6 separate regions of the Mus musculus genome follow, and all the other regions are linked to region 5. A link is a loop called in an ENCODE intact Hi-C map of the cell type or tissue named here. Cell type or tissue: heart. All regions are shown on one strand. Each heading gives the region's core, and the rest is flanking DNA. Links, peaks and the distances in the headings are about the cores only.

Evidence for each region. Peaks named below come from ENCODE experiments on the same cell type or tissue, not always from the same donor. Only the 100,000 strongest peaks of a DNase experiment are listed, where the experiment ranks them.
Region 1: it touches region 5 in a loop (4-fold over the local background); 6 of 42 quality-filtered maps call a loop at or near these places.
Region 2: it touches region 5 in a loop (2.1-fold over the local background); 4 of 42 quality-filtered maps call a loop at or near these places.
Region 3: a loop joins it to region 5, with 7 times the contacts of the local background. A loop is called at or near these places in 10 of 42 quality-filtered maps.
Region 4: a loop joins it to region 5, with 10 times the contacts of the local background. A loop is called at or near these places in 4 of 42 quality-filtered maps.
Region 6: a loop joins it to region 5, with 8 times the contacts of the local background. A loop is called at or near these places in 35 of 42 quality-filtered maps.

What each region holds. Positions count from the first base shown.
Region 1 is chr8:36,952,556-36,957,989 of GRCm38, reverse strand. It overlaps Gm39166 (a long non-coding RNA gene), which reads right to left and starts at 3,250. Exons shown (of 3, transcript XR_870370.1): 1 at 2,603-3,250; 2 at 1,301-1,341. It also overlaps a transcript of Dlc1 not described here. In heart, for the core only: no CTCF peak of the experiment used is centred there; a DNase peak (open chromatin) is centred at 3,029; H3K4me3 peaks cover 213 bases; H3K27ac peaks cover 382 bases.
Region 2 is chr8:36,905,732-36,911,165 of GRCm38, reverse strand. The region is part of intron 2 of Dlc1 (deleted in liver cancer 1); the gene reads left to right. Among named protein-coding and RNA genes, the nearest start is that of Dlc1, 44 kb to the left of the region's middle. In heart, for the core only: a CTCF peak has its summit at 2,238; a DNase peak (open chromatin) is centred at 2,125; H3K27ac peaks cover 332 bases.
Region 3 is chr8:36,358,384-36,363,817 of GRCm38, reverse strand. No RefSeq gene overlaps it. Among named protein-coding and RNA genes, the nearest start is that of Trmt9b, 97 kb to the left of the region's middle. In heart, for the core only: no CTCF peak of the experiment used is centred there; no DNase peak of the experiment used is centred there.
Region 4 is chr8:36,994,559-36,999,992 of GRCm38, reverse strand. AI429214 (expressed sequence AI429214) reads right to left here. Exons shown (of 1, transcript NM_001039220.3): 1 at 4,460-5,434. The coding sequence ends at 5,412. All of the region lies in intron 2 of G630064G18Rik (RIKEN cDNA G630064G18 gene), which reads left to right. Among named protein-coding and RNA genes, the nearest start is that of AI429214, 3.7 kb to the right of the region's middle. In heart, for the core only: no CTCF peak of the experiment used is centred there; no DNase peak of the experiment used is centred there.
Region 5 is chr8:36,828,813-36,834,246 of GRCm38, reverse strand. All of the region lies in intron 4 of Dlc1 (deleted in liver cancer 1), which reads left to right. Among named protein-coding and RNA genes, the nearest start is that of Dlc1, 120 kb to the left of the region's middle. In heart, for the core only: a CTCF peak has its summit at 2,180 (motif pointing left); a DNase peak (open chromatin) is centred at 3,826; H3K27ac peaks cover 195 bases.
Region 6 is chr8:37,057,657-37,063,090 of GRCm38, reverse strand. No RefSeq gene overlaps it. Among named protein-coding and RNA genes, the nearest start is that of G630064G18Rik, 36 kb to the right of the region's middle. In heart, for the core only: no CTCF peak of the experiment used is centred there; a DNase peak (open chromatin) is centred at 4,480.

The DNA.
Region 1 (5,434 bases), core at 723-4,722, 120 kb before region 5:
TAAAAAGGGACAGAGCGGAAGAAAATGATGAAAATCCAATGCCCTGTCTGATTCTAATTCTCAGCCAACACACATAAGGACATAGATTCTCTGCCTTGCACCAGACATTCACCTCTTATGGGAAGCTGTTTGAGCACGGTGCTGTTTTGAAATCACCTTCCTGTAGCTGTGACAACCGAAATGCCTCAAGACATTGCCAGACATTCCGCACAGGGGGGAAAAAATTACCTTTGGCTGACAATTGTCCTTAATTTAAAAATGAAATTAACTGAATTTCTCTAGCCAAATAAAAGGCATGTAGTAAATAATAATTCGAAAAACTTGCAGTTGAACACTAGTATGGCAAAAGAATAATGGTCTTCTTCTGTTAAATTCAAAACAAAGCAAGTATGCCTGGTTCCATGATGCTGTTCGACATTGTAAGAACAGATGCTCTACTGTGCAGTGAAGCTACAGCAACAGTAGCTGATGAAAAATACCCGTAGTCACATACAACATACTGACGAACCTGGAGTAGTTTATGAATCTTTGAAAAGGTGCTGGTACTGGTTAGTATTGAGTACTAAGGTTAATATTTTACAGAATGCTAATCAATAATCAAAACTGAATTGTATTTCTATGTAGCATCTGTAAACGACTCAAAACGCGAATTTTCAAATATGACTTACACTCACACCAAAAGTATAATGTACTAGAGAAAATTCGATAAAAGTATGTTTTACATTAACACCATAAAGTATTGTGAGAAATAAAACCTAAATTGAAATAAGAGACATACTATGCTCACAGAACGCAAGATTCAAAATCATGGATGTCAAAAAGCTTCTACTCTAAATGACAATTTAAACAACATTTCAACAGGCTATTTTTGATAGATAAACTGATTTTTAAAATTTCCACACTGATGCAGTTCCCTAAGATTACTCAAAACAATTTTGAAGAGAACTCAAAGCTGTAGCACTTGCAATATTGGATTTGAACCTAGGTGTAAAGCTACAGTAATTGAGACAGCATGGCATTCCATGCAAGGTGGACAAATAGATCAGCAAGGGAGAAGAAAAGGTCGAGAAACACAATGTTATAAATTTGGTAACATTGCCTGTTGTCAATGTTACAAAGACAATTCCATGGACAGGGCTGCCAGGAATAGTTCAGAAAAATTCAATACCCACCTATTTCGGAAAATGACTTTGTTCCATCATCTCATATAGAAATAAACTCTAAATTTTTCATGAAACCTAAGCATAAAACTAAAAACTATAGGATTTCTAGCGCAAAATGCACAAGGAATCATTTTTACCTTAATTAAGCAGATTTCTTTGCTGTGGCAGCAGAAGACATCTGTAATTAAATAAATAAACAAGGAAACAAAGAACATGTGCATCATTTAAATTATCACCTGTGAAAAGCCAAGGGAAAGACTGAAGGAGAATGGGGTAGAGAGTGTATGAGGGAGTCAGGACACCTAAGCTGGGACAATATCTGCCAGTCATCAATCCGTCGTAGTCCTTGCATGGAGGATATTCACAGGTCCCTTTCTATGCATTTAGTAAAGAAACCATCCAAATGTGAGAAATAGACAAAGTTTTGAATGGATACTTTCATCAAAGATTCTAGCTATCAGGGATTACTTATACCAGTGCCCAAACCTAAACACTTTATAAGGTCCTTGATTTTGAAAACTCCTAATTAGTGAGACTCAAAGTAAGCCTTGCACAGGCTTAAGGGGCTATGATAAAATAATCAAATAAGTAAGTAGATAAATAAATAAATAAATAAATAATAAATGCCAGAAAAAGCAATTGAAAAGAGGAAAGGTTTGTCTTAGCTCACATTTCAAGGTAGCAAACTACCTCATTATGACAGGGAAGTCAGGGCAGAAGGAAGGTGAAGCAGCTGGCCCTATTTGCATCTGTAATCAACAAACAGAGAGCAATGGGCTCAGGCTCCCGGATGCTCAGCCTCCTTCCTCCTTATCAGATCCAGAATTGCCTGCCCAGGGATGTTCTACCCTCAACGGAGACAAGATGGCTTTTCCCCCCTCAATTATCATAAACAAGATAGTGCCACAGGCTCTCCCAGAGGTCCAAGTCATAGGTGATTGTGGGACCTGTCAAGTTAATAGCACTGACGTTTCATTCTGGGGAACTTGCAAAGTCACTGCTGTTAACTGGAGAACCAGATGTAGTCCTTCCTGAAAGTCTGTTTTCAAGTTCTAGTGGCCTCTGTGTCCTGTCTTACAACTAATCTAGTATAGAGAGCAGAACAAGCACTTAGGAGAGTGAAGCATTTAGATTTGCAAACAGAAAGGGGACAGGTATTTTAAATCTCTTCTATAAGCCCGAGACGGTGCTGAGGCCTTAGGAAATTACCTCATTGTCTTTACACATTTGCAAAAGTCTTCATCAAAACCTAGGTCCTGGATTTGTTTAGTGTCTGGCTACTAAGGATAAAAAATAAATGGGATTAAATATTTGTCAATTACTGATGTAATTCTAATATAAATGTCGGTGTCAGGAAGAGTGGAGACAACTAAGGCATCCCACTGATGTAGCTGAGCAGTGTTGGAAGTGTTCTCAATGTGCAGAGAAACAGAGCGTACCTTGGTGATGGCATCGCTGGGATGATGGAATTCCTAAGGAAGTTGACCAAGAAGCACCAATAGAGTGCTCTTGAGACACTGAAAAGCCAACACCTAGCATCATGGGAGCAGAGGCAGAGATAGATGAAGACAGAGAGACACACAGGAAAGCTCTTCTAGCCATTCTCATTTGTCTCTGCTCCAGGATTTTCCTTAAAGAAACAAATACACACACATAAATACATGCACACATAAATAAACATCCTGTTCTCCAATTTGTGAGTTGTGCGCAATCCGGCTATTTTTAAAGGAAGAGCTGAAACACAGAACATTTAAGAGCTCTTCTAGTTTCACACACTGATTAGTGGCCGTCAAGGGAGACAGTTAATGCAGATAAACTAAAGCTCGAAACATAGAAGAACTGGGCTCCAGTGTAGACTTGGCCACTTTCCACCACTTGGCTGGGAGAAAACTATTTCCTAGTACTTTATTTGTAAAAATAAAAGTACAAGGAATGCTGGGAAAAGCAGTGACAACGCAAGGATTTGAATACGAGGATAAATAGACTTTAAATAATGAATGACTGATGGGCTGGGCTTGCAGCTCATAGGTAGAGCCCTTGCCTACTGTAAGGTCCTGGGTGCAACCCTTAGGACCAGAAAAATAAGTGGCACCAAGGAAGGAATGTATGAATGGGCTTTAAATTTTTAATTTAGATTTAAATAATCTAAATAATCATATTTTTAACTTGTATGATTTTCCATCTCAAATTTTAAGTCTTTCTGTCAACATATTATATTTGAGAATAAATCCATGGGGTGGGTTCATTATTCCCATTTTGGCTCTATTTTGTATGTGTGCCTTTGTGAGGTGTGTGTGTGTGTGTGTGTGTGTGTGTGTGTGTGTGTGTGTGTTTATGTACATATATGTTCTAGGACAACCTTTGAGTCATTGCTCTGGTGCCATTTTTCTTTATTTAATCAAACTTTCTCGGGACTCGAACTCATTAAGTAGGGCTAGCCAGTGAGCTCTCAGAATTCAGCTGCCTCACCTGTGCTGATATTACAGGCATGCATCGCCATACTCAACTATTTTTAGGTGGGTTCTGGATTTTGCACTCAGAACCTTGAATCACTCAATGTGGTAAGCACTTTAGTGACTGGGATATCTCTGCAAAAAAGAAAAAAATTATTATTGGCATGGTCTTTCTATGAAGACTAAGCTAAACTTGTACTCCTGTCTCCCAAGAGCTGGGGTTCCAGACCTTTGTCCCCATGGCAAGCCCTGCTAGTATGTTTATGTTAGAATCATCTCATGTTTCAGCTTGTGCATGGCTTAAACCTGTTTTTCCTATTTGACTTTTGTCTAAATTGTGTTTTCTGAGCTATGTCAGTTGTCCAGTGAAAAAAGATGCAGTAGCTCTAACATCATACTTGGTCAAGTTATCACCTACACGGTGTTGTCAAGGAAAAGTAAAAGATGGCCATTATGATACTGGAAGACCTGCATGCATTTGTAGAAATTAAGACCACCTGAGAATATATATAAACAATGAAAAACCACTTAGCGTTCAGATAAGAGGACAGCTGTTGAGACATGCAGGCTTAATTTCTCCTGCATCTCATTATGTGGTTTTATACTTATTTCTTACTTGGATATTGGAATTATTCTTAAATTTTATATTATTGACAAGCTAAAATTGTACAACCCTCACACAGAGTCAATAATTAGATTCATCGAATTCCTAATCATTTTTTAAAGGACTAGTTAAGTCACCTAGAGCTATAGAATGAACTCTTTTAATGTAACTAAAATGAAAGGGAACGATTACTGAGTAGTTTCAACCAAATAAGATAAATGGACAGATGTTGTTTCCCGTTTCTCTGGTGTAAACAAGGAAGCTATCCCACTGGCCTGGCCACAAACCTACATGTCCCAAGGCCACTGTCCGTCTTACCCTTGCACTTTCCCTGAGGGAGAACTCTGGGTCATAAAAGAGACTCTGTATGAATTCTTTCCAGAAATGATTTGAGCTCTGCATTTGTGACATCTTATTATAAGACAAGCTAACATCTATTATTAATTGATGCACTAATTAAAGCCATATTCGCAGTTTCCATTAGCTTATTCCCTAAATTCTCCAGAGTTGGCTGTCTGGTTTTAATCAAAACCAAATGGTAGTCCTAGCTCCCAGGCCGGAGCAGCTAGGAGGAAGTCACGCAGTGGAGGCACAAAAGCAGAAAAGATAAACAGATGAGAGTTCACAAGCTGTCTGGGGAAGGAGGCATACACTCTGCTAGCCACTTTAGAGATGTGATTGAGAGACTCGGCCATGCTGGAGGAAGCATCGCAAGTGTTTTATGTCAGCAGGACTTCTAACTTGATCAAGATGGAGTCTGCCTTCTCCAGCCTTTCCAGCCTTTGCAGCCGTGGTTGTCTGTAACTGGAGGATCCCTTACTGGAGGTAAGGAGGCTTCACGTGCTGTAACACAAACCACTGTGTTCTGTTCAGAATTCTGGGGATGAGAGAGAGAGAAGAAAATTCTCTGTTTCCTCGATTCTCGGAATTTTACTTACAGATTTTTTTTCCTTCCCCAAGTCCAGGATTTAAATTTTGAAGTTATTTTTTAAGGTTCTAAACTTTAGAAGAATTACGGTATTAAAAGGCTCAGACTTCATCTGTCTTAGAAAACTTTTGAAATGAGAATTAGGAGAAGTGTTCTCCATTTAACACAGTAGAAAGTAACACTGTGCAGAGGGGAGAGCTGCACTCTCTTCCTTCCTTGTTTTCCACGAGCCCTGTGGGATAGGAAGGACTCTAGGACTTTCTGACGCTAACTAATCATCTCAAGA
Region 2 (5,434 bases), core at 578-4,577, 77 kb before region 5:
GGGCAAGAGGCAAAAGAATCAAACTACATTTAGATGATTGTTCACACAGAAATCCCCACACTGAGTAGCCAGACATATGCTTGTAAATACTAGAAAGGATTAGCACACTTGGAAATCTCCAGAAGATGTGTTGTTTGACAACCATGTTCTGAAGTCTGAGTAAGAGAAAGAAAATGCCATTATTTCCACAAGTTCGGCCTTGAGCTCTCTCTCAGGAGAGCTCAGATGGACCCCAGTCCTTTAATAATGAAATTCCAGTTACAGTCATCCCTGATGCCCACACTCTGCCTATTTTCCAGACAGCAGGCAGACACCTAGGTATCTTCCCTGAGACCATGCATCCCTCTCTCAGGAAACCTGTTTACACAGGCAGATGTTCTGAGCCTTCGTGGGTATTCTGTGCCCAGCTTAACTCATCCAGGATAACCATTTCTAGTTGTGCCTGACCAGGAGGAGGTTTGAATGATGACACACAGGTCAAGCAGCTCTTGTTAACAGGTGAAATGCAGTGTGCCTTCTGCTACAGATCCCAGAGCAGCCATCCCTACAACCAGCAGAGTGGAGCTATCCAGTCCACTCAAGGACTAGAGGTAGCTCAGTTGGAGAACTTAACCAGGGATGGGGGAACGAGATAGAGAGAGAGAGAGAGAGAGAGAGAGAGAGAGAGAGAGAGAGAATGCCAGGGACCCAAGGGTAAAGTCTTTGCAATAGTGCAGTGTATGGCTCCAAGTCCACTCACTATGGGAAATTGTAATGCATAAGTTGAAAGCAAAATGCAGGGGAGACCTGGAAAGTGATGGGGCAACCAAAGGACATCTAGGCTGCCTATGCCAGCATGTAAGGCCTTGTGGTGAGTCAGGTAGGGTTTTTTAAGTCAGTTTTGCTATCTAGTCCAGGTTACTCTAGAACATATAATCCTCTTGTCTTAGCCTGCCTAAGCCACAGGATCCATCTCAGTGCTATTTCTTCAGCCTTTACATATTCTAGAAATCAGAACGTCTTACCCGAGGCATGTGAGAATCACTATTGAATGTGCTCTCCCAGATGAGTATGTAAGAATTTAATGATTTTTATAATAATTAAAAATTAGAAATGATCCAGATCACCAGTGACAAGAGAAAGGAGAAAGCATGTACGTTTCACATAGTAACATTATACCGGTGTGTAGTTAACTCACAGCACTGTGTTATTGTAAAATAATATTGCAGAGCAAAAAGGAATCTCACAGAGAATCACATGTGCTTAAAGGATAAACACAGAATCATATTTTAACATATGTATGTGCAATTTAAATGTCTGCATTCTAGGAAAGCAAAGAATAAAGGACGAAGCAAAACTACTTAGAGGAGCATAATATCTCAGTGGGAGATGGGTGGGGAAGATGTGAATCCCCTATCAGCCATGTATTACACAACACAGGGAGATTCAGAGAATCACATTTAAATATTGTGCCTTGTAACTGAGGTGACTGAAACGTGTTTCCTGGATCCATTGATGTACGGAACTGAAACAGGGTAAACTTTGACTGGAACAAATTTGTGTGCGTTTAACCCTAAAGATTCAGAAGAGTTATATGATTGCTGTGCTCCAAACTGTTATTTTTTGAGATTTGATCTCTGTAAATAGATGGTGACTTGCTTAAAGACATGAACAGGGACTTAGAACTCTAAGCCACATTCAGTGAACAATTACACGTGACTGCATGTGACACATAGCATTGTCTCCCTTACACAGATAAGCCTCTAGATTATGGACTTAAAGGTCCATCTGCCTAGCAGCTTTAGAAATAGTCTTTGTCAGTGTTCCCAGGAAATCCAGTACTTGCTCTACAAATCTGCCCAGGTCTCAGCTCACAGCCAAGTGCCCTGTGGTTTTTTCACACACTCGTAACCCAAATCCTGGGTCTTCCAGATTGAACCTCTTCACTCTAGTCCAAATGTCCCCTTATATTCTCTTCCATATTTTTTTGTTTATCTCATTTATTTATTTAATCCGTGGGACTGCAAAGAAGGAAGTAGGTTAGTTACTACATTCTCCCTCTAGCTCCTCTAAGTTTTTTTGTCCCCACAAATAGAACTGCCACTTCAGCCCCAGATGGTCCCCTTTCCCTAGTGGACAAGTCTCTAGGGAAGGTTAATCATTCCAATCTTTAAAGACATAGGTCCTGGGAATCCAGCAAAATGTCAGGTTCCTGTTTCCTCATCAGAGAACAATAAGCCAAAAATAATAGCTCTGAGTGGCCATTAGAACAGTGTTGCTTCCTTGTGGCCAGAAATGACCAGTCCTAATGTGAAGAAGACCAAGATACAAAAGACTCCGTGTCAATTTGCTGTGAAGTCTTTACCAAACTCACAGGCCAGCATCCACAGACCTAACTCATAGGTAAACAAAGGTAAAGCTTTTTCCTATGTAAGAATCAGTAAGGAAGGGTGAATCGAGACAGTTGATCGCATTTAATTGGGATGTGCATCAGTGATTCTCTTTGATGCCTTGAATCAAGCGGAGGAAACGTATCTGCGTTCTGTGGGATCTAACTATTTGAGTACTTACTTTCCCAGACTGCTCTGCCATGTTATGATAAGGACATCTGCGACATCCAAGCAGTTCCTCTCAGTAGCTAACAGGCAGACTGGAATACTGAGTCACAACTGAGACCCGACTGACTTCCAAGGCTCCTCTTCCCACAATAAGGGCAAACCCCTAATGTATTCAGTTACACCAAGTTACCACACTAGATAACGTTCCCCACATGCCAGCCACCAGATAAGGAGCATCTCCTTAACTCCCTTGTTTGTTTTTCTAAGGACATAGAAGAGGCTGTCTCAGAAGTCCAGCTCTTTTCCATGAGAAACAGCCAGACTCATATGGTCTGTGATGACAAAAGAAAAAGGCTGTTTACTTCTAACTTGTTTTCCTTCTTTGTGCTAATGATACCAATGTAGCCCAGTGAATGACAACAAATCCGTGACCTCCCAGGGGCCCCAGGAGGAGCCATAGAAACCAGACCTTGTGACCGTCTCTGAAGGCCAAGGGTCCATAATGAGCCCTGGCACCTTAGAGTTAGTTTACCTGACTGAAAGTCTGCAGTTCCTACTTTGGTATTGGAATTAGAGATGCAGAATTAGAACATTTACAGCAAGAGTGATCAGGAGTATGGAAGGGAAAGACTTGTGCTCTCAATAAATTTTACACATGGTGATCAAAGTTCCCAGCAAAACCTAGCACTATCCCCCCAGTATTCTTAGCATTTACAGAATATGGTACTATAGACTATTGGATGAAATGACAGAAAAGAACTGTGAATTCTAATAAAACCTTTTTTGAGCAAGTGTAGACAGAATTGGCATAGACTAAGTTGAAGATACGATGGCCAAAATGATGGCTTGTGTGTCCTATGGCCTCCAAGTAATGCCCTGCTACAGCATGAGTGGAACTGTGAGTCTCATCCTCCACCAAACACATGATGCAGCTTTATTCTTTGCAGTACAGATAAGAGCCAGAATGAAAAAGACAAAAGATCCTAAAACTATGCTTTCTCCCCACTATCTCCAGAGCAAAGTGAGATAGATAACCAGCGGAGATTCAAACCTGTCACTCAAGGTTGTTGCTAAGTACACAAATGTGCCATATAATGTAACTCAGGCAGCATCCTTACACATCATGTATAATAACCGAGGCATATTGAAGCAAGACACTGTGAAGTGATGGAAGGAGTGATGATGTCAGAGAGGAGAAATGAGGCTCCTACCAGCCTCTCTGCAATCTCAAGTGAGTTCTTCAAAGAGCTCTACTCTGTTGAAAGGATTGTATTTTCCACAGAGGATAGTGAGAATGCTAGAAGAAATATCCCTTCTTAAAAGACCATGTGTAGTTTAAAATCAGTAATAAACACTATTAAATAATGGCAAACAGCTATCATTTGTTACTGTTTTATCATGAAAGTGACAGAACATAAACTATGCCAAAAAACAAACAACAAAAAGAAAACCCCTCATCTGAGGAAGAGTGAGAATCACACAGTGAGACCACCTCAAAGCATGGCTATGTCCTTGGCAAGGCAAAGATAGAAGGGAAAGGATGGAGAGAGGCCAAAACTATTAATGTTAATTAAGTAGGTGGAGGGACATTCCTGGGTGTGCAGCTAAATGTTGGAAAACACTATGAAGACAGAGATAGTGAATCCTTGCATAAAGAAATAAAGAAATTATCCCAGGGAAACTTGCCATGGGACAAGGCCAGTTCCCTGATATGGTGGTTACTATTGTTCTTGTGTAGTTTCTGCATATATATATATATATATATATATATATATATATATATATATATACATGTGTGTGTGTGTGTGTGTGCTCACACACACTCATGTGTACACAGCTTACCCATAGGGCCTCATTTTTCCCTTACAAGCACATTGTGAAACAAGCCATCTTAATCCCACCAAGCAAGACACCTGTCTTCTGAGTTGGCACTATGGTCCTGGGTTTGCTATCTGTGCAGGGAGTTTTTGTGCCGCGAAGCTATGGTACCCCACATAAACTCTTCACATACAGGAGTCCTTTAAGCCTGGACTAGCAGAAATGCTTAGAGGAAAGATGGGAGGGAGGTCTGTCCTCATAGCCCTTGAATTTGATCTTCACCTGTCACCTCCCCAACATCCTGTCCACGGCTGCTCAAGACCTTGTATTTCTGTAGCCTTACATCCACAGTCTTTGGTGGCTCATTATTCTGAACTGTTCGTATTTAGAAGTTTATTCATTCTGTTTGGTTTTGTGGTTTGGGGGCTCGAACTGAGGGTGAAGACCCTGTACTTGCTAAGCATAGCCAGACCACTAAGCTGCATCCCACACTGGACTATGTAGTTTTCATTAACAATTTTTCAGACCTAAGAAACCCTCTGGGGTAGAAGCCATGAGTTTGGCTTTTGTTGTTGTTATTGTTGTTTGTTTGGTTTTTGGTTTTTGGTTTTTTTTTTTTTTTTTTGCTTGTTTGTTTTGGTTTTGTCTTTTGCCTTTGTAGAAATATGCATTTATACTGCTTTAGCAAAATTCAATTAGAAAATTCACATAAGGCGTCTCGATAGAACACTCACAGAGCCGGGCACTGGTGGCGCACGCCTTTAACCCCAGCACTTGGGAGGCAGAGGTAGGTGGATTTCTGAGTTCGAAGCCAGCCTCGTCTACAAATTGAGCTCCAGAACGGCCAGGGCTACACAGAGAAACCCTGTCAAAAGGAAGAAAGGAAGGAAGGAAGGAAGGAAGGAAGGAAGGAAGGAAGGAAGGAAGGAAGGAAGGAAGGAAGAAAGGAAGAAAGAAAGGAAGAAAGAAAGGAAGAAAGGAAGGAAGAAAGAAAGGAAGAAAGGAAGGAAGAAAGGAAGGAAGAAAGGAAGAAAGAAAGGAAGAAAGGAAGGAAGAAAGGAAGGAAGAAAGAAAGAAAG
Region 3 (5,434 bases), core at 557-4,556, 470 kb after region 5:
AGATCCAGTCTTCTGAAAGATAATGTATGGCAAACACAGTATGGTACCCAGAGGTCACTGGGAGTAGTGAACATACAGACTTGTCCCTAAGAGCAAACCGATGAGACATCTGCGTACGCAGGAGTCTGATTTGAACAGTGTGAATGCTTGTCAGAAGTTGCTTGTGGGGAGCTCTACAAATATTTAAAAATAAAGCCAACAAGTTCTAGATGAGAAATCGCGGGCCCATATGTCTGAGGGCAGGAACTCGCACATTGAACTCTGGCAGAACCATTCGCTTGCACAAAAGGCCACCATAACCTTGCCCAGAAAACACTGACGCGAGGAAATCTGCCCAGCAACTGCCTGCTTAACCTTGGACTGATGCCACTATTGTTATTGATCCTCCTTACCAAGGGTAATTGCTTCAAAACAACTTATGTAAGCCTTTCCATTTTGCCTTAAAAGCCCTCGTCTCTCTTTGTATCCCTAACTCTGTACATCGTTTATTATGGCACACAACTCCCGGAAATGATAGCTTTATTGTTTTGGGTGAATCTTCCTTCATTTGTTACTTTAGGTTGACGATAGCAACAGAAGCATTTATTTCATAATGGGGCGCTTCAAATGCCGCCTGTGCATTTAACATTAGACAACTGCAATGTGTGACTTTTAGGTGTTCAGCTAGCTGCGTGATTCTGAACTATTTATGAGTGAAATAATTAGGATTCTGATATTTGAGTCGATATAAGAATTGTTCAGAATAGACTGAGCAGGTGTGTTCGTTAGCTTTCTACCACTGTAATAATGCACAAGGTATTCATCTTAGACAGGAAAAGGTCTATGCTGCCTCAGAGTTTTAGGGGGTCTAATCAGGCAGACTAGCTGTTTCCGGGTTTCCAGTGAGAATTCCCGTGACAGTGGTAGGGAGCATGGGACACAGCTGCTCCGCTTATTACATGAAGGCAGAGTGAGAAGAGAGTCAGGGTTCTGTGATCCCCTGTAGAGTGGTCTCCCAATGACCTAAGGATACCTTCCTTAGGTTCCGTTTTTTTTTTAAGAGTTCTCCACCTAATAGTACCTTCTTGGGGACTAAATATGCAAACCATGGGTCTTTGGAGGACATTAGAGAGTATGCACAACAAAACAATGCTGCCACAAGATAACGGCTGGAAGAGTTTGATAATACTATTTTCTGTACATCTGTGAATGTTAATTATTTTCACAATTATGAACAGGAATGAAAGTACGAATCATTGACGTTTCCCCCTGGAAACAGAGCAAAAGAGGCTGTTTTCTCCCACACTGCTCTGCTCACAGTGGCCAACAGCCCTCTTCTCTACAGAAAAGTAGTTTCCCCACTAGAGTAGACGTGTCTATTGTGAATGGGAGGCATCCTGTAGGCAGGAGAGACTGTGGATGGGAAATAAGGGTAGGGTGATTACACAAACCCACAGAGGTGTTACACACCAATGGGAGGCTGTTGTTACACACCAATGGGAGGCTGTTGGTCATATAGGTAGCATCCACTTGTTTACATGGAGAAATGTATATGTACGTATATATGATCATAGAAATGATGTATTGCATTTAATATATTTAACAAGTGTTGGTACTGCATTTAAATGTGTATTCCATCTGGGCTTTATTTTAGAGCAGGGAAGAAGTATATAATTTCCTTCCCCAAATCATGAGCCTGTCACATTGACTGAACAAGTCACAGTTTGCCCCACAGCGCGGTAAGTCATGCTAATCGAATCCCACCTCCTAAGGTCTGCTCAGCCTAGTCGATTCTTTGGGTCTGCATATTTTAGCACCTATGTCACTGTGCAAACGATGCTGGCATGGAATGTGATACAGAAATCGGAAAGTTCAACTTCCCTCTTATAAAAATCATTTCAGTTTCGTTTGCATTTTAAATTCCTTCCTACTACTTTGCATTTTCAGATAAAATCTAAAATAACCTTGCCAACTTTCTTACCGAATGAATTTTAAATTATACTTTTATTACATTCATATATTCTTTAGGTGGGATTTAAAGAACCCTGAACATGCGAATGGGTTTTCTGAAAATTACACTTTATGTATTATAAAAATCCTCTATCAGAGAATATAAAATGCATGGTACATTTGATTTTCTTTTAAGAAGCTAAGATCCTACCTTCTAAAATTCTTAGTTCTTTGCTTAATGTTTCTTCTAGAATATATCAAGGTAAGTCTTTACTTCCAGGATTTTGGGCAATGTAGATCCTGAACACATAACTGTCTTTGAATACTCTTTATTTCTAGTGTATGTTTGAGTTTCTGATGAATACTGTATTTTTAGCTTTTGAATCTAGCTGAATGTCAGAGCACTACCTAGTGCCCACGTTTGGAAGTTGGGCTCCCCCTGCTGGTTGGTTTAATAACTTTCTCCCCCTCTCAGGGCCCTTTAAAATGAAATTCTGTCCTCCAGTATATTGAGAGAAAGATAAAAGTACTTGCTCGCTGATGTGGTCAATTGCCTATGTGGATAGAATTTATTGATGTGAGGCCTATAAGATTATATAACTAAAGCCTGGCAGTGATGGTGTGTGCCTTTAATCCCTTTAATCCCAGCACTCAGGAGACAGAGGCAGGCCCATCTCTGTGATTTCAAGGCCAACCTAGTCTATGGAGTGAGTTCCAAGGACCTTGAGGGCTACCCAAAGAAAAAACACCACAGATACACGGGCACATAGATACACAGATACACGATAGATAGATAAATAGATAGATAGACCAATTTTAAAAATAAAATAATAAAAAAATCCAATGTAACCAATTATAAAGTGCATGAACCAGGAATGAAGAAGAAATAGCTGTTACTTGAAGGCACTGGTTGTGTGGTTGTCAGTGGTTAACAGCTAGCTTTCTGAGGAGCTTTCCTTGTGGCCTCTACTAATTTTTCTGGTGCCGATACATCAACTGTGATCCACTGAAAGCTTAGAGTTTGATGTCACTACACATGGAGCTATAAAGCATGCGATACTTAGCTCTATCAACTACCACATGAGAAAGCTTGATTTAAATTTTGTTCCCTGCACAGTCTTAATAAAAGGGCATGGTGCACAGAATAAAATTCAAACACCTTCAAATTATGGAGATCCAAATTTAATCCAACTCCGTGGCTTTCTGGTGTTAAGCAGTGTGTTCTTTGGCTCTGAGAGTCTTGGTGGCTAAAATGAGCTTTAACATCTACCTTTCATGCTTATTTAAAAAGCTAAATTAAGTAAGTAATATTTTTAGTTAAATGGTAAATTAATTTTCTAAATGCACACGTAGGAGGAAGGCCTATCTAAGGACAAGATAACCAGACACAGGATATTTATCCTGTGCCGGACCCAGGCTACTAAGTTAATAATTTAGTGAAACTTTCTCCCTCTTTCTGCTTTTCTGTCTCTCTGTCTCTTACACACACACACACACACACACACAACACACACAAATAAAAAGTTGTGAAAATTACGTGTGGCCATTGCACGCCTGTTAATTCCAGCATCTGGGAGGCAAAGGCCGGGAGATCGGAGCAAGTTAGAGTCCAGCCTGGTCTGTATTGCAAATTCCAAGTCAACCCAAGAAAGCTGTGTCGTGAAACTTTGTATCAACACATTAAAAGGGAAAAATTAGAAGCTGGCCATGTAAACCAGTGACAGAACCTGTCATGTTCCAGGCCCTGGGCTCTATCTTCAGTCCTACAGGAAATGAGTGTAAGTAGGGCTTTATACTAGTCAAGGTCTCGGGAGTTGTCTGGGGTCTTACCCCATAGAAGTGAGGAGAGTGCTTATTCAAACGTCTAAGGGATATAGAGTCAGACTTCTAAAAGTTATGAGTAATTATTTGGAATGCTTTCATGTATAACCTAATATCTAAATTTTACGGTGATTTTGTGTTTAATTTTTTTGTATCAAGGAGAAAGTTATATATTTTAAGACGAACCATTTCAACCAGTTGTGGCTCATGGCTATAATCTCAGCACTCAGAAGGTTGAGGTCGTGGGATTTCCTGAATTCAAGAGCATCCTGAGATTCCTAGTGAGTTCTAGCCAGGCTGGGCTACAATAGCAAGACTCTGTTGTAATCCACCATCACTAGCAGCAGCAGCAGCAACAACAACCACAACCACAAATTGACCTTTGTAAAGTATATTATTCTACACAGTGTATTTACAATGGTATACAAGCCATGCTTCTATTATTTTACTCTAATCTTCCCAAAAGGAGCCCACTGCCCATTATTAAGCATCTGCTCTCTATCTCCTTTCCCCTAAACCCACAAGAACCACTAATCTGCTTCTGTTTCTATAGACTCATTTATTTTGACTATTTTGAAGAAAAGGAACGTCTCTCACTCAACATACTGTCAAAGCCTCATACTCTGGTGGGACACGCCTTTAATCCCAGCACTCAGGAAGCAGAGGCAAGCAGATCTCAGTGAGTTCATGGCCAGCTTGGTCTACAGAGAAAGTCCCAGGACAGCCAGGATGACACAGAGAAACCTTGTTTAAAAAAGAAACAGCCTAAAGTTAAAGCCTATTGTTTCCCTGAGCAGAGGACCTGAGTTGACAGGTGTTTTCCCGTAGATTCTGCAGTCTCAGCTTTTTCAAAGTTTTTTTCAAACATAACCATACACTTCAGGGTAAAGGGTCCGGAAGCTTCAGGCAAGCCCATGAGTCATTTCCCAGCTAGTCTCTCTAGAACTTTATCAGAAGACTCCCAGCTATGGAGGTAGCCTCACTCAGCTCAGATGTAGGATGGTTTTCTGTATACTTTGTTTCTTTGTAACATTAATCCCACTGCAAGAATCAAGCTCTGTTTGGGAACAGCAGACGGTCGACATTTTCTCTCCACTGGAGATGCCAGTAGATCACTAAAACGTGTTTATCTCTAAAGTGGTAAATTCAAAAACATTTTCAACTTCCTCTGCATAACAAGTTGTGTTGAAACTATTCCAATAAAACGCATACAACACTTGCCTAACTTTGGCCCTGGCCAGCTTTTAATGGGAATGCCCTCATGGTGACGGTAGAGTATTTGAGGGATCCATTTTGAACAGGGTATGCAAGAATATGAATCGTAATATTATATACACCATGTCAGTGAAAAACCTAACACAATGATATTCTGCAAAGCAATATGGTCTTTAAATCCTATGTGCTGCTCTTTTTTATATTATGATTGAGACTTCCAAAGTTTTCCCCCCATTTATATTTTGATACTTTTGACCAAATCAAATGATAGTAAAAGTAAAAGTAAAATATAAATGGGGGAAAAAAAAACAACCTCTTCAGTCAATGGTGCTGAGAACACCGGGCATCCACACGTGCAAGAATAAAACTAGATTTCCATCTTGTCTCCTGTGCAAAAATCAACTCAAAGAGAATCCAAGACTTGATGTAAAACATATATTTTGAAACCACTAGAGGAAAAAAATGGGTA
Region 4 (5,434 bases), core at 966-4,965, 170 kb before region 5:
CAAAGGCACCAACGACTTCATAGACATCTCACACTCAGAAGCTCATCTGATCCTGATTACAGCTTCTAGGTAGAGAAAAAACAAAATTAGAAACTGGTGGTTGAATAAACAAGTTCACAGCAGATATATTTGTGTTAATCAAAGACTGACAACAGTCCAAGTGTCATAGGCAATTAAACAGATAAACATACTGAGAACTATACCTACAAGAGATTATTTTTTAACAATTTTTATTATATATTTTCTTATTTTAATTTTTATTAGATATTTTCTTCATTTACATTTCAAATGCTATACCAAAAGTCCCCTATACCCTCCCCCAACCCTGCTCCCCTACCCACTCACTCCCACTTCTTGGCCCTGTCTATGTCTGCATGAACATAAACATAGAGGATATTTGTATGTGGTATTCTATTAGTTCTCCTGTACTATTTATTCAGCCATAGAATGAGCTGGGTTTCTATTTTGGCTCAGTTGGGAAGGGCTCACCAGAAGAATATAGCCAATAGGTTACATATGTAATTGTAACACTGAGTTTATTAGCATGCTCTCTTCTGCAAACAATGGTTCTCTGAGTACTAGACACACAGATAAGCCATTACCATCTCAATAAGTGAAAGTGAATGTCTCAGGAGAAACAGGGCCAGTGATGCAGTATGAATTTGATCAAAACACTTATTCTTCCTGTTTAATGACTAGTGAGATTTCCTAGAAAGACTGGAACTGTGGTCTGCTATTCATGGGTCATAGCGGCAGAACATCCATATTCACTCAAAAGAAATGGATCAAGACCAAGTGTGTGTGTGCGCGCGCGCGCATGCGCGCACACACACACACACACACACACACACACACACACACACACACACACACACACACTGGCTGCCTTTCTGTTTCTCTACTTCATTGTTTTGTGGTCCAGTCTGTTGAGTAGTGATACCCACCATAGTGATGGTTTGGCCCCCTCTGTTGTTTTGCTACATACAAATATCCTCTATGTCGACGTTCATGCAGACATAATCAGAAGTGTGCCTTAACGGTTCCCTAAGCATCACTCTAAACTGGGTGAAAAACCTACATTGCCCAGCTGGTCCCAGACCATTTCCTGCCCTGTGGCTTTGGAGCCTGTAGTGAGACAATACATTAGACAGAGCACAGTGTGGTGGTCTTGGGACTTAGAAAAGAAAAAGAAATAGGAAGTTCCTAGTACTCTTTTCAAGGACACACAGTTTCAGTGACCCAACTTCCACCCACTAGACCATTGTATAAAGGTTCTCTTAGCTTCCAATAGTATTACACGTTGAAGACAGAGCCCATAAGCAACACTTAGCCAAAGCACAAGACTATATACCAAAACACCTTTGGTGCTTATATTTGCACAAACAGTATTGGAATGGTATATAAAAAACAATTTAAGCATTACTGTTTAGGCCTTACACACTAGTGTTTCACATCAAAATTTTTATGGATTTAATGTGCAGAAATACTTCAGCCCTCCCTAATAAACTTTTACCCTTAAGTTCCCTGAATTCACTCCATCTCATGATCATATCTTGGTATGACTGGCTGTCCTAGATTCAAATCAGTGGCAGATATTTGCCTAGAAAGAGCAAAGATCTTGGAGGCAGCTGGTCCAGAATGGGATTGCACAGTAGCCATGGGGATAAGATCTGGCATACCAAACTTTTCCGTATCCCTTTGACTATTGGATCATGTAAACACAGTACATATTTAAAACTACAAAATTTATAGACAAAAATAAGCAATAAAGAACATGCTAGCTTTAAAAAAAGGCGTCAGGTAAGAAACTTGACCCATATTTGTACCTGTAAATTATACTGGCACAGAGAAAAGGAGAACGTGAGGGACAGCAAGTCCTGGAGAGAAGCTTGAATATAGCAGTCAGGAGAATAGAAAGATTATTCTAGGACAGATATAATAGAACTACTTCATAATGTCAATTGCTTTTAACTATTTTTGTAATGGAGGAGAATTGACTCAAGTTTTCTGTTTTAAGTTAACAGAATTACTTAAAATATTTGTGTGTTAGAAAAATAACCAAAAAAAAAATTGGGAATAGTATGAAGAGAAAAACAAGGGAGAAGATATGTAAATATCCTACGAAGAGCAGTGACAGTCAAAAGTACTGAAGAGAATCCATCTGAGACTGTTGAAGAAAAGCAGCTGCCTATTGAGATGAGGTTTTCCGGACTGATTGGCTAATAGAGTTTGACCTTTATTACGGGGAATTCTAAGTGGAGCAATGTTCAGAGTTTTGATTGTATAAAATGTGAATTTGCTGAGAGGCTGAAGATAAAGTATGATGTAATTTGGACCTCAACTGAAAAGTTATTATGTAGGTGGCAATGACTTTTTCCATTTTATTTAGGAATGACTAAGAAGATATTTTCCAGGAAAAAAGATCATTAATGCATAAATGAAGGCTTAGCTCAAAGACTAAAATCTTAACCATGATGGCTACAGAATCTCTTGAGCCGGGAATCCATCCCATAATCAGCCTCCAAACACTGACACCATTGCACACACTAGCAAGATTTTGCTGAAAGGACCCTGATATAACTGTTTCTTGCGAGGCTATGCCGGGGCCTAGCAAACACAGAAGTGGATGCTCACAGTCAGCTATTGGATGGATCACAGGGCCACCAATGGAGGAGCTAGAGAAAGTACCCAAGGAGCAAAGGGGGTCTGCAACCCTATAGGTGGAACAACAATATGAACTAACCAGTACCCCCCGGAGCTCATGTCTCTAGCTGCATATGTATCAGAAGATGACCAAGTTGGCCATCAGTGGAAAGAGAGGCCCATTGGTCTTGCAAACTTTATATGCCTCAGTACAGGGGAATGCCAGTGCCAAGAAGTGGGATTGGGGGTGAGGGAAGTGGGGGGTTTGGGGGACTTTTGGGGTAGCATTGGAAATGTAAATGAAGAAAATACCTAATTAAAAAAATAATGAAAAAAAAGAGCCATCGTTTGCAAATACAATTAACTTTCACTCAAATAATCTGATGTGTGGAAAACAGTCTCTGGGTAATGCCATCAATGCTAGCATTTTTATAGAAAAATAAATCATAAATATGAGCTATCAAGGAACATGTGATTTCCCCCCATTAATGGCAAACTGCTCTTCAAAAAATGATAGTTTGTTTGACCGAAAACTAGGACATAGAGAAGATTCATAAAATCATTATGACCAAAATGGATTGTTTATAACAATCCCGCATTGTTATATACAATATAGATACATATGTGTACGTTATATACAATACACACACGCACACACACACTGCTATATTGAAGCCCTCAGCTTCATCTTGTTTTCTTGCCAGCAATTAAACTCTTTATGTAGTATATATTCATATTCTTTATTTCGCTGTTTTATTCTTGCATGATTATCACACACACACACAAACATACTTTATTAATGGTCAGCATTTCTCAGAAGCTGCAATCAGTCTGCTTCTTTTCTCTCTCCTAGCTTCTAGAAGTTTGTCCCATCTCCGGCTTCAATGTCTAACTACATGCCAATGATTTCCCCACTAGTCTAGCCTCTAAACCTTTCCTGTTGACTCTACATATAAATAACCTGCTTCTTTATACTCTCAATGTATATGTCTCAAATACACCACACACTACTTAGATATAAAGAATTATATTCAATCACACCTTCAAATTCGCCATGTTGTAGTCTTCCTAGCTGTATTGTGTTTTATTATACAGAAATATAATAAGAACATCCATCAAAACCAGTTAGGGTAAGGAAAGGATTTGCTAAGCTTACAGAGTACCACCCATCATTTAGGGGTGACATGGTAGTAACTCCCAGCAACAACTTGAAAGCGGGAACTGAAGCAAAGACCATGGAGGAGTATTGCTTACTGACTTGTTTTTCCAATGGATTTCTTAGCTTGCTTCCTAACAACCCAGTACCTTGCCCCAGGGTGGCACCAGCCACAGTAGCCCAGGCCTTGATATAATCAAGAAGTATCCCACAGATATGGACATAGGCTAGTATGATAGAGGCAAGTGCTCAAGTGAGACTCCCTCTTCCTAAGTGGCTCTAGTTTGTGTCAGCTTAGATAGAAACCAGCACAATGACCCCTTGTCAGATTCTTGATTCTGACATAAACATTCCTGATAGGGTCTTTGTTTCCCTCTAAACCTTTAGAAGCCAGCTCTCCATCATCTGCCCCTCCCCAACATTCCTATGCTACAGGCTCTCCTACCTGGTCATTAAGCTCTGAGACTGCAAAGACCTTGCCTAGCACAAAGTTCTCAAGTCTTCCCACAAAAGCCACCCCCACACACCCAAGCCAAAACATGGTCACATCTGTCACAGCAATGCCCTACTCTCTGGTATCGATTTCTGGTACCAATTGGTTGGGTTTCTGTTACTGGGGTGGGGTGGAGTGTGTATGTGTGTTGAATAAGCAAAACTAGCTTAGAGAAGAAACAGTTTTATTTAGTTAATAGGTTATTGTAGGTCATAGAGGGATGCAGAGACAGGAAGTGAAGGCAGAAACTTTTGGGCAAGGACTAAACAGAACGCATGGGGAAATGTGACTTACTGGCTTGCTTTCCATATCTTGCTGAGCTTGCCATGTTACACAGCCTGAGACTACCTGACTAAGGATGGCAGTGGCACAAACCCTCCCGCCTCAATCATTAAGGAAGTAAATGCTCCCTCAGAAATGCCTGGAGACCGGTGGAGAAAGGCAATTTCTCAGTTGAGGTTTCCTCTCCACAAGTGACTCTAGTTTTTGTCAAGTTGACAGAAACTAAATAGAATTCTGTCTTAAGGAAATTACTATTCAGTCGAGTACACAGGTACACAAGTCAAAATCCTAGTGCCTTTTCAAAGTTAGTCTCCACAGCCTCTTTATCACCAAAACCAGCCCTCATCGCTGCTTCCTAACTATCTTATATCTGTTTACTTCTTTCTCTCTGTACTGTCCACCACCACTCCAAACTACCATCATTCATATGTGTGTGTGTGTATAGAGAGAATACCACACACACACACATATACATACATATATATATATATATATATATATATATATATATATATATATATATTCCCCTAGATTACAAAAGTTTTGCAATTTCTCCAATTGTCTTCCATAATGTGAAAAATCTATTGGATTTAATGATTTAGACTTCAGTGAAGGAAGCAGAAGTAAATCTTACATTAGTTTCTAAATTTCCTCTATATGAGATGGTAATTACTCAAATCCACACCAGGTACATGTATGCACAACACATGTTATCACTAATCACCAATAGTCACCATCCCCTGGTTGGGCATAGTACATATCATCATTAGTAGTCAGCACCTCCTATCTGGTTGGACGTGTGAGTTGAGAATCATTAAAAAGACTTGTACAGTCTTCCTACACCTGCTTTGAATATGCCC
Region 5 (5,434 bases), core at 501-4,500:
ACCTACACACACACACACACACACACACACACACACAACCAAATAAACAAACAGATGCAGCTATGTACTACCAGGTTTTATTCAGTGACACTAAAAATTGAATTTCCTCTGTCACAAACTGTTCTGTTTACACTAGAGACTGAACATAAGCCCACCTGCCTGGTAGTCAAGTACTCTACCCCTCGGCTAGACCCTATTGCTGATTCTTGGATCCTATTATATCCTTGAGGGGGGTTCATTCCCTCTACCTATGTTTTCAAATTCTATGATTTAATCCACTCTACAATTCACTTCCATATTAAACCTTTCATCTTCAGGTTTGGACACAATTTTAATTTTACACAGATCTATCCTGAAGCGTGATATGAGCACCCGGAATGCTATCATCAATGGACACTTGGGAGGGGTATTAAAACCTCAAGGTTATGGTGCTGTCTTTTTGGCCTTCCTAAAACTGTATATAACCAGAAGTAGAAATAAATGCAGACATCCCAAAGATGTATGGTGATTTATAATTGCAGAAAAGGGAGAAAATATGAAAGAAGTTTCTTTAAAAATAGTGTCCAAACACATACTTATCAGGTGACCTGTCAAAATATTTCAACGCCGTTTGTGCAATGACTTACACATGACCCTGTTACACATACCAAATGTGGATACAATAAAACAAACGTATGACGGCTGGTTTAAAATAGATCATAGTATTGCTCCAGGAATAATAACTCCGATTGTTCATCAGTTTGCCTAGACTGACAGAAGGGCAATACTAGGGATCAAACCCAAGGCCTTACACATGCTAAGCAAGCCTTGCACCGCAGCCCAGAATGTACCCCAGGCTGGTCTTCAACTTGTAAAGTCTCCTGTTTCGCCTTCCCAAAAGCTGGCCTTGGAGGTGTGCATTAGCACACCCAGCTTGCCTGTCTGTTGTTGGGTCTGATTTCTGTCAGCTCTAAGGAGAGCTCGTGAAGTCCCTTTCATCCTGGTCAGGCGATCTCATGCACAGAGATGAGGAAGGTATCTCACGGCAGGTTCAGTTTGGGTGCAGATCTGGAAGTGGCAGGGAGCTCTCCAGATGCTAAGTATCTTACTGACTCTCTAATGGCCAAGTCAGCAGCAGGCGAGAGAATTAGGTCAGGCTGGCTCAGATGGGTAAAGATGACAGAGTCTTAGCAGCAGCAGCACTGGCAGCAGCCTCATGGATACTGTGTACGTTCAAACTCTAGAGCAAAGGACATTTCTCTAAAACTTGTTGAAATAATAGAATATTGACTATAATATTCTCTTACAGAATACTTACTAGTATTTGTCATTAAAATATTGTTTTGAGATATATTTAGCCCTATGGTGACTTGAGGTGACAGAGTAGGTGGGTTCCATTAGAGGGACCTCCCTGCTTTGCAGAGGTGAAAGGCAGGGGGGATACGAGGAGGGGCTTGTGAGGAGGGGGCTGGCAGAAGGTAATTGCTGTGATTGGGATGTAAAGTGAATGAATGAATAGACAGACAGACAGACAGACAGACAGATCATAAATGAAACAAGTATTGTCTTGAAGTCAGAAAATCTTGACTGCGTGTATTTAAAACCATGAAGCATACAACTTAAAACTATTTCAGTTTTTCATTACTGCTCCCCTCAGTGCCTGTGATTTTTTTTCATTATTTTCCTAGTTTGTTTCTGCATTTCACAGAGGAAACAAACTTACAGTGAACTATGGGTAATTCCATCCACTGTATGCTTGGAAGAAGTATTGCAAAGACTAGCCCTATCGGCTACCCCGTGCATTTTTTTACATTAAATTAAAGTTATAAAACCCAGGCACATAAAAGAGTGTTCTGTTACCCTCTCAGGATGGTGAGAGACATTCAGTATTGTTGTAAATAAAACAAATGCAAAAAATCAGATGGCTGCTCTTAGAATAGCTTTAAGAATAATACATAGCTCTTAAATGTCCCGAAACCAGGAAAATGATATTTGTAAGATGTATGTGCATCTACTTCCTACCAACGAACCTTCTTGACTTCTTGTTAAAATTGTGTTTTGTACAACTAAGCGTCTTACAGTTCACAATAATGTTGCTGCCCTTCATTCCTGTTTTTGTGGAAATTCTAATACATTTAATCCCTTCCCATGGGTTGCCTGTTTATTTTTTTTCCTTTCCAAATGCTGCCATCTTCTGGTCAAATTATATCACTTCATGCATAGCAGAAGGTCACAGTGTCAGGCAAATTTGCTTTCTCCAAACTACTAAGAATTTGTCTTTAGGAGTGACCCAGTTGAGTTTGCCACTCTGATGTGCCAAGCCTGGGCAGACTGAAGCAAGTCCTCAGAACTGTAAGACACAAACTTCACAGAGAACATTCCATGACACGTCATGACACACAGTGCGGGTTACACAAAAAATGCGAACCAAGGGACAGACAGACAAGACCTCCAGGAATATGTGATTTTTGTTTCATGGGCTTCTGATTTCATAGAAAAATATAATGAACTCATGTAATATTCGCTTGTTATTATTTTTACATACTTTGTTTTTAAAGTTGGGCCTCTCAGAAGACTCAGTGCTTCACAAAACTGCTTACCACATAAATGTCCTCCTTTCAATGAAGTGGATAGATATTTTGTGTCTGGCAAATTTCATCTGCCCATATAACTGTTCATATTATACATTTTTGGAAGACTTTTTGTAAACAGTGTACATCTTTCAGTGGCTGGATTTGCTATGTAGACTTGTGATTATTCATTGCTCCCTCCCTCATGTGTGATTCCAAGTCATTCATTTATGGGGCACAATAGACATCTTATAATGCTCCAGGTTTCTGCACAAAGGCACAAAAATATCAAATAGAAACAAAATGCTGTCCCAGACTTGAAACTGTAGGTGCAAATTAGTAGATGTTTTTGGTCAAGTCATGGAACTCTGTGATGTATCCTTCTGTCCTAACTTACCCCAGCAAAAATACTTTAGTTCAAAGACACCAAAAACTAGCAAGTCATGGTGCAGATGTGGGAAACCTCTGTGTAGCTCCTCGGCTACTTTTGCCCCCGATGGTTTCCAGTGGGTTTTTTTCTTCTTTATTCCATAACATGTATATTCTGCTAATACATACACTTCTTGCTAAGTGGCCAGTCATCAAGATTGAACAGGTGAAAAGGCTTTGCACAATGAGAGTTCCCTTCACCAGATTGATCCTTTTACTATTTTAGGATCGACTCTTGACTGGAAAGAGCCTGCTTCATCATGCATGACTTACACAGATGCAAGCAGGATGTTACTTATCCAATGCTTCGAAAGGATGCCGTGTGGCATAATCTTAAAGGAAGATCAAAAATGGAATAAATGGGTGTCCCCATCCTCACATTGATAGTTGTGAATCCATTAAACAGCTCTTGCCTAGCTCCACATATGTGTCTGCATTCTCAATTACTTACCATTGCTAACTCTGATCTCACGTGTTCTACACTAACCATTTCTTTCTCAGTATTCAAAGACTAGCTGATGAAAAGAGTCCTGGGCAGAGATTAGAGCAGTGTTTCTCAACCCATCAAAGGTTGCTGAGCCTTTCATGGGGGTCACCCAAGACCATCTGAAAACACAGATATTTACATTATAATTCATAACCGTAGCAATATTACTATTATAAAGTAGCAACAACGATGATTTTTTTTTGGTTGAGTGTCACCACAACATAAGGAACGGTATTAAAGGTCACAGCACCGGGATGGCTGAGAAGCACTGGATTCGAGGAAGGGGTGTGCCTTCACCCTGTCCCTGATTCCAGACATCAGCCCTGCTTCCACACATTGCTGAGCCAGTACTCCAGGAAGTACAGGCTTAAACAAATACAGGAAGGAAGACGCTTGTCTGTGGCAAATCCTAGGAATTTGGCCCCGTTCACCTGCAGTATCCCACTCTTTCCCTATGATTGAAGAAAACAAGTGAATGATCACCAGCGTGTTGAGGAATGTTCAGCCTAATGCAAAATGGTCTGTAATGCACAGTAAAAGGCAGAGCTCACTCTTTTTCCGTTGGAAGATGACAAGACTGTAGACAAGCCTCCGTCTTTAAGTGCTTTGTCTTGGGGCAGGAATAAAAGCAGTAGTTTAAACGTTTTTCAGACACTGACAAGCAGAATATCATTATTCCCTCCAAGATACTTTGCTGCTGATGTCCGCTAAGTTTTCCTCCTGTTTTCCTCCCTTTGTTATCCAATCCTCTGATGAATTATTTACTCCATAAAATGCTGCAGGCACTTTGCTTTCTTTGAGTTGGACGAGGGGACCCGGCACAGAGTGCATAAATGACTATTTAATGCTCATCGTGTGTGACGATGATTGGGGTGGTGAGGAGGAGAGCACTTCCAGTTTTGATAGAAGATTTGAGAAATTTCGAATGGACTCACTCAGCCTGACCTTTGCCAAGCTCTGTCAGAAGGTTGAGTCCTCTACTCTGATACAAAGCCCACAAAAAGCTACAAAACCACCGACCGTGCATTTCCAGAGTCAAATTGCACAGGGCTAACTTCAACATAAAAACATACAGCTCTCAGGTTTCTATATATACCTGCTCATGCAGAAAGTGACACTTTATATGTCCACATACTTTGTCTTTTCTTCACACTTTCTCTATTTAATTCTATTTTATTATAGTGCTGCACTTAGATTAACTTTTGAAAAATAACAGAAATCTAGAATGCATGCCGCTTTCATAAAACAAAGCACCATGAATTTATAAATCATTCCTAGCATTTTCTAAAAATAGGTATGTTTTATTTACGACTGCAGTGTATAAGGCTATGTGTTCTCTCACTTAGGATTTAACTAAGTCAGTTTTAAAGGTTTTTTGTTGTTGTTGTTGTTGTTGTTGTTGTTAACCTTTTTAAAGAGATTTACAAATGTCTGGTGAGTTTGTGGAAGTAACTCTCCGAACAAGATATAGTGAGCTTTCTAGGATAATAAGACATTTTTCTGCCTCAATCTACATAGTCAATGTGTTCCTTGAGAGTAAGACATGAAAATCCTTCTGGTGAATTGACTGCTTTACATAATATTTGTGTGCGTTGCCTAAATCCTGCAACAGCTTTTTCTTTAGGCTGATTCACATTCTTGTGTGTTTTCTGTACTAAGGAGAAACACATAAACAATTGAGAAATTTCCCAACCAGGACAATTGGGTTAAATGAGAAGATGAGATTTCCATGTCCCAGAAAGGCCATCCTTGTCTGCCATGTCCTACAATAAGATGAGGAACAATGTACTGGGTGGAATTCTCAGAAAGACTGGAATATTCTACCTCAGGGAAGACTGAAAGATGAAGAGGTCTTTCATGAGCATGGAAACCCCCACAATACAGGGCTGTGTTCAGTTCCACACTGGTGAATGTGTCCATTATCTGAGGAGATGGGGCCTGTGGAGATTAATATTTCGGTCACCTCTCT
Region 6 (5,434 bases), core at 754-4,753, 230 kb before region 5:
ATCTCCGGGTCTATCTCTAGTATCCCCCAAAAGTAAACAAACAAAAAGGGCTTCTTACCAAAGAAAGACAGCCTTGCTCTAATCAAAGAAAATAACTTGTACAAGGACAAAACAAACCAAGGTCTTCACTGTGTGACTATGTAATGCTGGGAAAACGGAGGGAGGAAAGGTGGAAATGGGCAAAAGCAGAACCATGTAGGGCATTATGACTCTCCGTTAAAGCAGCTCGGTTTTAAGCTGAAGCATGACGTCATTGTATTATTCCGTGTTTGTTTCACACACATAAACATGATGTAAACAATAAGTGATGGGCTGAGTTGCTCAGTTATGTTGCTTAATAATTTCCAAACTAGAGCATGTTTATAAACCATGGCCCTTATACTATCTGAAGGCTTAAGAATAAACATTCAAAATCCTGTGGTTTCAAAAAATTTCAAAGAGTTGCTTATAAGGGAATAATCTTCAGACCACACTGAAAACACTGAAATTACTTCCCAATGGCATTGAGATCCCTGTCAGGGTGCACATTTTCTTCAGTCTCAAATGGAGGAACTGTTCTCTAAGTGTGTGCATTTCCGTCCAGAAGGTGGCGCTGTTGCTCTGAGGCTTTGGTTCAACCATCCTGAAGGAGGATGGAGTCATGTGCCCATCACTAATGGTGTGCAGGAGGTATGTCTTTTTCTTCTGAGTCCTGAGAAAGCTGGAAAGGTTGCTTCTCTTCCTCCCTTTCTTTCACTGAAAATCATGTGCGATGTGACAGGTTCCTCTTCCTAAACTACCAGGTAAAAGAAAATGCCCTCCCACCTAAGACATTCCTGAGAGCTGTTCCCTCACGTTCCTGCCCCTGCACACTGCTCTCTCCACTCCCAGCTGGGTGCTAGGCACGCTCACTGAGGCATTGCTTCGGGCCTTCCCAGCTGCGTTCTGAATTCATCCCACAGAGCCCCTCTGTATCCAGTCCTACTTTTCAGGTGAAGGATGAAGGTTAGAGATGAAAGAGAACTTCTATTTTACTGACAATTTTCCCTGTAGGTGTAGAAAGATTTCCCTACTCCGTATTCATTCACCTTAAAAGGCTTTCATGCAGATTAGAGACCAAAGGTCCTTTGTCCCAATGGCCTTCTTCCTTGGCACAGAGCAAGTGGTAAATCTTGACTAGTGAACAACTAGGGGGGGTGTGGACTTGAGGGTAGAAGTCTGGCTTATGTCCCCCAAACTTGCCAAGGTCCTCAAACAGTAGGAAGTAGGAAGTGTAGAGTTGTTGATAACTGAGATGGGCATTCTCTTACTGGTCAAAAAAACGGTTCTGATCAAGCAAACCAGGCCATGATCAATATTTGTAAGAGCGTGGGAAAGGCTGCTGAAATGTGAAGTTCTGAAGATCCCAGGCATTTGACAGCACCCCGGGTTGCTTCAGAGAATTTGTCTGAATGCTTACAGTGGGGATTTAGACCAGCAGTGCCGTTTACCTTTAAAAGTCGTGTTAGTTTCCCTCCTATCTGTGGAAAGATGCCCTTCCTGATTTCAAGAAGACCTGTCCTACTTAACAAAGTAGCACTTCCCAATGCTGACCCACTATGTGCAAAGAAGAGATTAACTGGAGAGAAAACAGTCAAGGACAACAGGAGAGAATCATTAAGATGGGAAAATATAAAGCTCGTATTAGTAACGAGATAGTAAGAGCGTTGAGAAGGCTCTGCTGTTAGAATCTCCATCAATACTACATGGAATATGTCCGGTACAACATAGGAGCTGAAGAGATGAATATCCTATTGATGAATGGGTTGATGGAAGGCCTTTATAGAGTAAACTACTAAGTCCAAGTTAAATCTCTGTTTCTGAACTTGGCAGGGAGATGGAGATAAAGTATTCCAATTCATCTGATGACCTTTGTGCAAAGACTTGGACAAGCACAGATTTTCTTCCAGTATCCTATTCTTTTTAACAATGGGTCTTAAAGAATATCTTTGCTATGATGGGGAAATAAGAGCCGAGTATTGAGAACTTAAGGAAGAAAGCAGATGGAGCAAGTAGGCTACTGGGAACCAGAGTCCTGAGAACCAAGCCAGAAAATGAGGGAAGAAATCTAAATTATCCTAAAGAATCCTCAAAGCTAAGTTATCCTCAAAATGATGGGGAGGGAGGAAGAAGTTTTGAAGACAATAGAAAAGAAACGTTAGATGCTGTGTTACTTTGCTTTCTATTACAGTTAATAAAACCCTGACCAAAACCAACTTTGGGAGAAAATGTTTTATTTCCACTTACAACTCTCAGATTCCCCCCCCCCATCACAGAAGGAAGCTATAGGAAGAATTCATAACTAGAACCTGAAAGCAGGAGACCATGAAGGAATGCTGCTTTCTGGCTTGATTCCCAGGATCTCATTCAGCTAGCTACCCCTCTTATACCTCTAGGAACACTTGCCCAGGGATGGTGCTGTCCACAGTGGGCTGAGTCTTCCCACACTAATCATTAATCAAGAAAATGCCTTGTAGTCTACCCTACATCACAACTTGATGAGGTCAGCTTCTCAATCAAGGGTCCAGCTGCTCAAATGACTCTAGTTTGAGTTGACTTTAAATAAAAAATGAAATAACCAGCACAATCGGACATTAGATGAACATCTCAATGCCTGTCCTGCACTCACCTTCTCGAAGCTAGCTTGTGTGTGTTATCATCTATGCACACATCCTGTCTTCCTCACCTCTCCTTGGTACAGCTACACAATGGCATGGTAAACAAATTCCCCAGGATAGCTACAGGATATTTTGATGAAGAGCATCTTTCAGAAGAAAGACATGCCTTTACAACTACTTAAAATCACATTGGAGTAGACAAAAACCACTATCATTGAATAATTAGAAAACAGACAATAGTCTTGGCTTTCAAAACTCTAAACTGGTTAGTTTCACTGTGTGGTGTTATCAGTCTCAATGAATTTTAAAAAGAAAGACAGCTTGCAAATGTAGTGTGTATGTGGCAGAATAGGTTAGAGATATTTTGATCTTGTGGCTAATAGTGAACTTGCGGAGTTATTGGCAAAACTGACAGGCCATTTTGGATGTATATCAAAGTCAATAGTGTTGTTATGGTGTATTTATTTAATGTACTTTTTATCTAACTTGAGTTGGATTTTCTATGAATTCAGATGTTGGTACTGCCACTATTAGATCCACTCAGCAAATACTATAGCTGAAGATATCTTCAATTTATATTTGTCCAGAGAGTTATTGGATTGGCAATATCAGATATGTTGCCTCTCTAAGCATACTAAGAAAAAGCAAGTTGACCTAACCAATAAGGTCAATAGGGAATGCTTGCTTCCTTCATTCTACAATACATAGTTTTAGTTACTTTGAAATTTTTTCCAGGTTCTTCCAGCTCTGAGCTCAACTTACTTTCTATTCTTTTCTTTACAATAAAAGCTATGTATGCACACACAGGTGTGAAAGCAAACTTGAAAGGCAGAGGGCTCTTATGTTGGAAGCCACTCTAGGCTACATAGTGAAACCTTGTCTCAAAAAAAGAGATCAGTGGCCGGGTAGTGATGGCACATGCCTGTAATCCCAGCACTTGGGATGCAGAGACCAGCAGATTTCTGAGTTTGAAGCTAGCCTGGTCTACAGAGTGAGTTCCAGGACAGCCAGGGCTACAACAGAGAAACCCTGTTTTGGAAAACGAAAGAGAGAGAGACAAACAGACAGACAGACAGACAGAACTGTGTATACATTCTTACTGCTACCCAAGAAATGTTCTAAGTTTTCTGGTAGTTTTAAAATTGCACTGCTGTGTTAAATAACCACACTAATAACAGGATCCTAGAAAAATATATGAAATTTTATTGGCCATAACCTAGTTATTTTATCTCTCTGAGTTTTTCCTCCTTGTTTCTAGATATGTGGGTAATATCTTACAGTCAACTGATATGAATGTTAGTGAAATGACACATGAAGCCGATATGGTGTAGGATACATTTGAAGCTTGGTGGCGGCCATTTGTTCTTGTTGCTGTTGTTGTTACCATGGTTTTCTGAGTTTCTATGTAGACTCTGCCCCCAGCCCCATGTGGCCAAATAGCAATGCCTCTCCCTCCTCCCCAACATCTGCTTCCCTGTTGCCACCTCTGTGACTCTTCATGAACCATCTATAGTTTTGCTGTAGGAAGAGCTTCACAAATCTCAATCTGAGTTGTTCATCTCTTACCTGACCCAAACTCCGTTGGTAATCCTGTTGGAAGCTGACCAAGCCGCACTGGCACCTAGCTGTGCATCTTACTCCAATGGGCTCTGAACCTCGCATGTTCAGAAACTGCCTTTTCTGTTCCTAGGCCAAGACAGGGCACATAGTAGGTTTTTAATAAAGGTTTCTGCAAAGCAATGGCTGACCTGGGGCTGACCTAACCTTCGCCACATTCGCAATCTCACAATTCCCATAGTAGTTTCTGAGAAGATTGCAAAATCAACCCACTCTGTCTTTTCCCAGGGTGGTGGGAGGGACTGCTTATCTAGTTCCTTTGATTTAGGGCCAGACGGAATCACTATTAGCAAGATTGCTCCGCTGTACATAGGAAAGCCTGCGCAGTATTTGTTTTCTTTATTTCCTCTTTCAATCTCCCTTTGTCCTGTTGTTCAGACAGGGACTAAGGCTGTGTTCTTTCACCCACCAACTGCCTTCGAAGCAGATAAAAATTGGAGACACAAAACTGAAAATGGCTTTGCTCTTCTGCGTAATTCAGCTTTTTCTTATGTTACTTGAATTTTCCAATTAAAGGATGTAAAAGTTCTGCCTAGGTTGAAAGGTCTCTACTCTATTAAAATGTTATTTCTCTCATTTACCAAAAAAAATAAAATAAAGTAATCTGACTAATGTTTTAGAAACTTTTAGAAAAAATAATTAAAGCCTTAAAAGGTCCACAGCAGTTTGGGGACTAAAGGACACACAGGTTACCTGACTCTTTCTCGTTTTCTTTCACCACCTATTTTATGATGGGCTTAGATGTTGGCTCTTGAACTTATTACATGAACTTAAAGCTATTTAAATCTTTTTCCCCCTGATGGAATGGGTCCCACTATGATACAGCTTGTCTAAACTCTAGCAGTGGTTTCAAGATCTTGGACAAGTTTTATAATGATCTTAGTTAACTAAACTTTCTTTTTAATTATTTAAAAAAATAATAATTCATTTGAAGGAATTCCTTGCAGCAGGGTTAATTACACAATGCAAAACAGATTTTAAGGGCAGAATAAGATAAAAAAAAATCCCATGCTTGGTACATAAAATGTCCATTGTATAAAGGCACTATTGACTATCTTTATTTCTAAGGTTGGGGCACCTGATGCAGACCACCATAGCCAAGCCAAAAGTCTAGAGATAATTCCTTCTAGATGAAGCTGCAAATTTATAAATGATGTCATAGTGTGGGTGCAAATAGACAT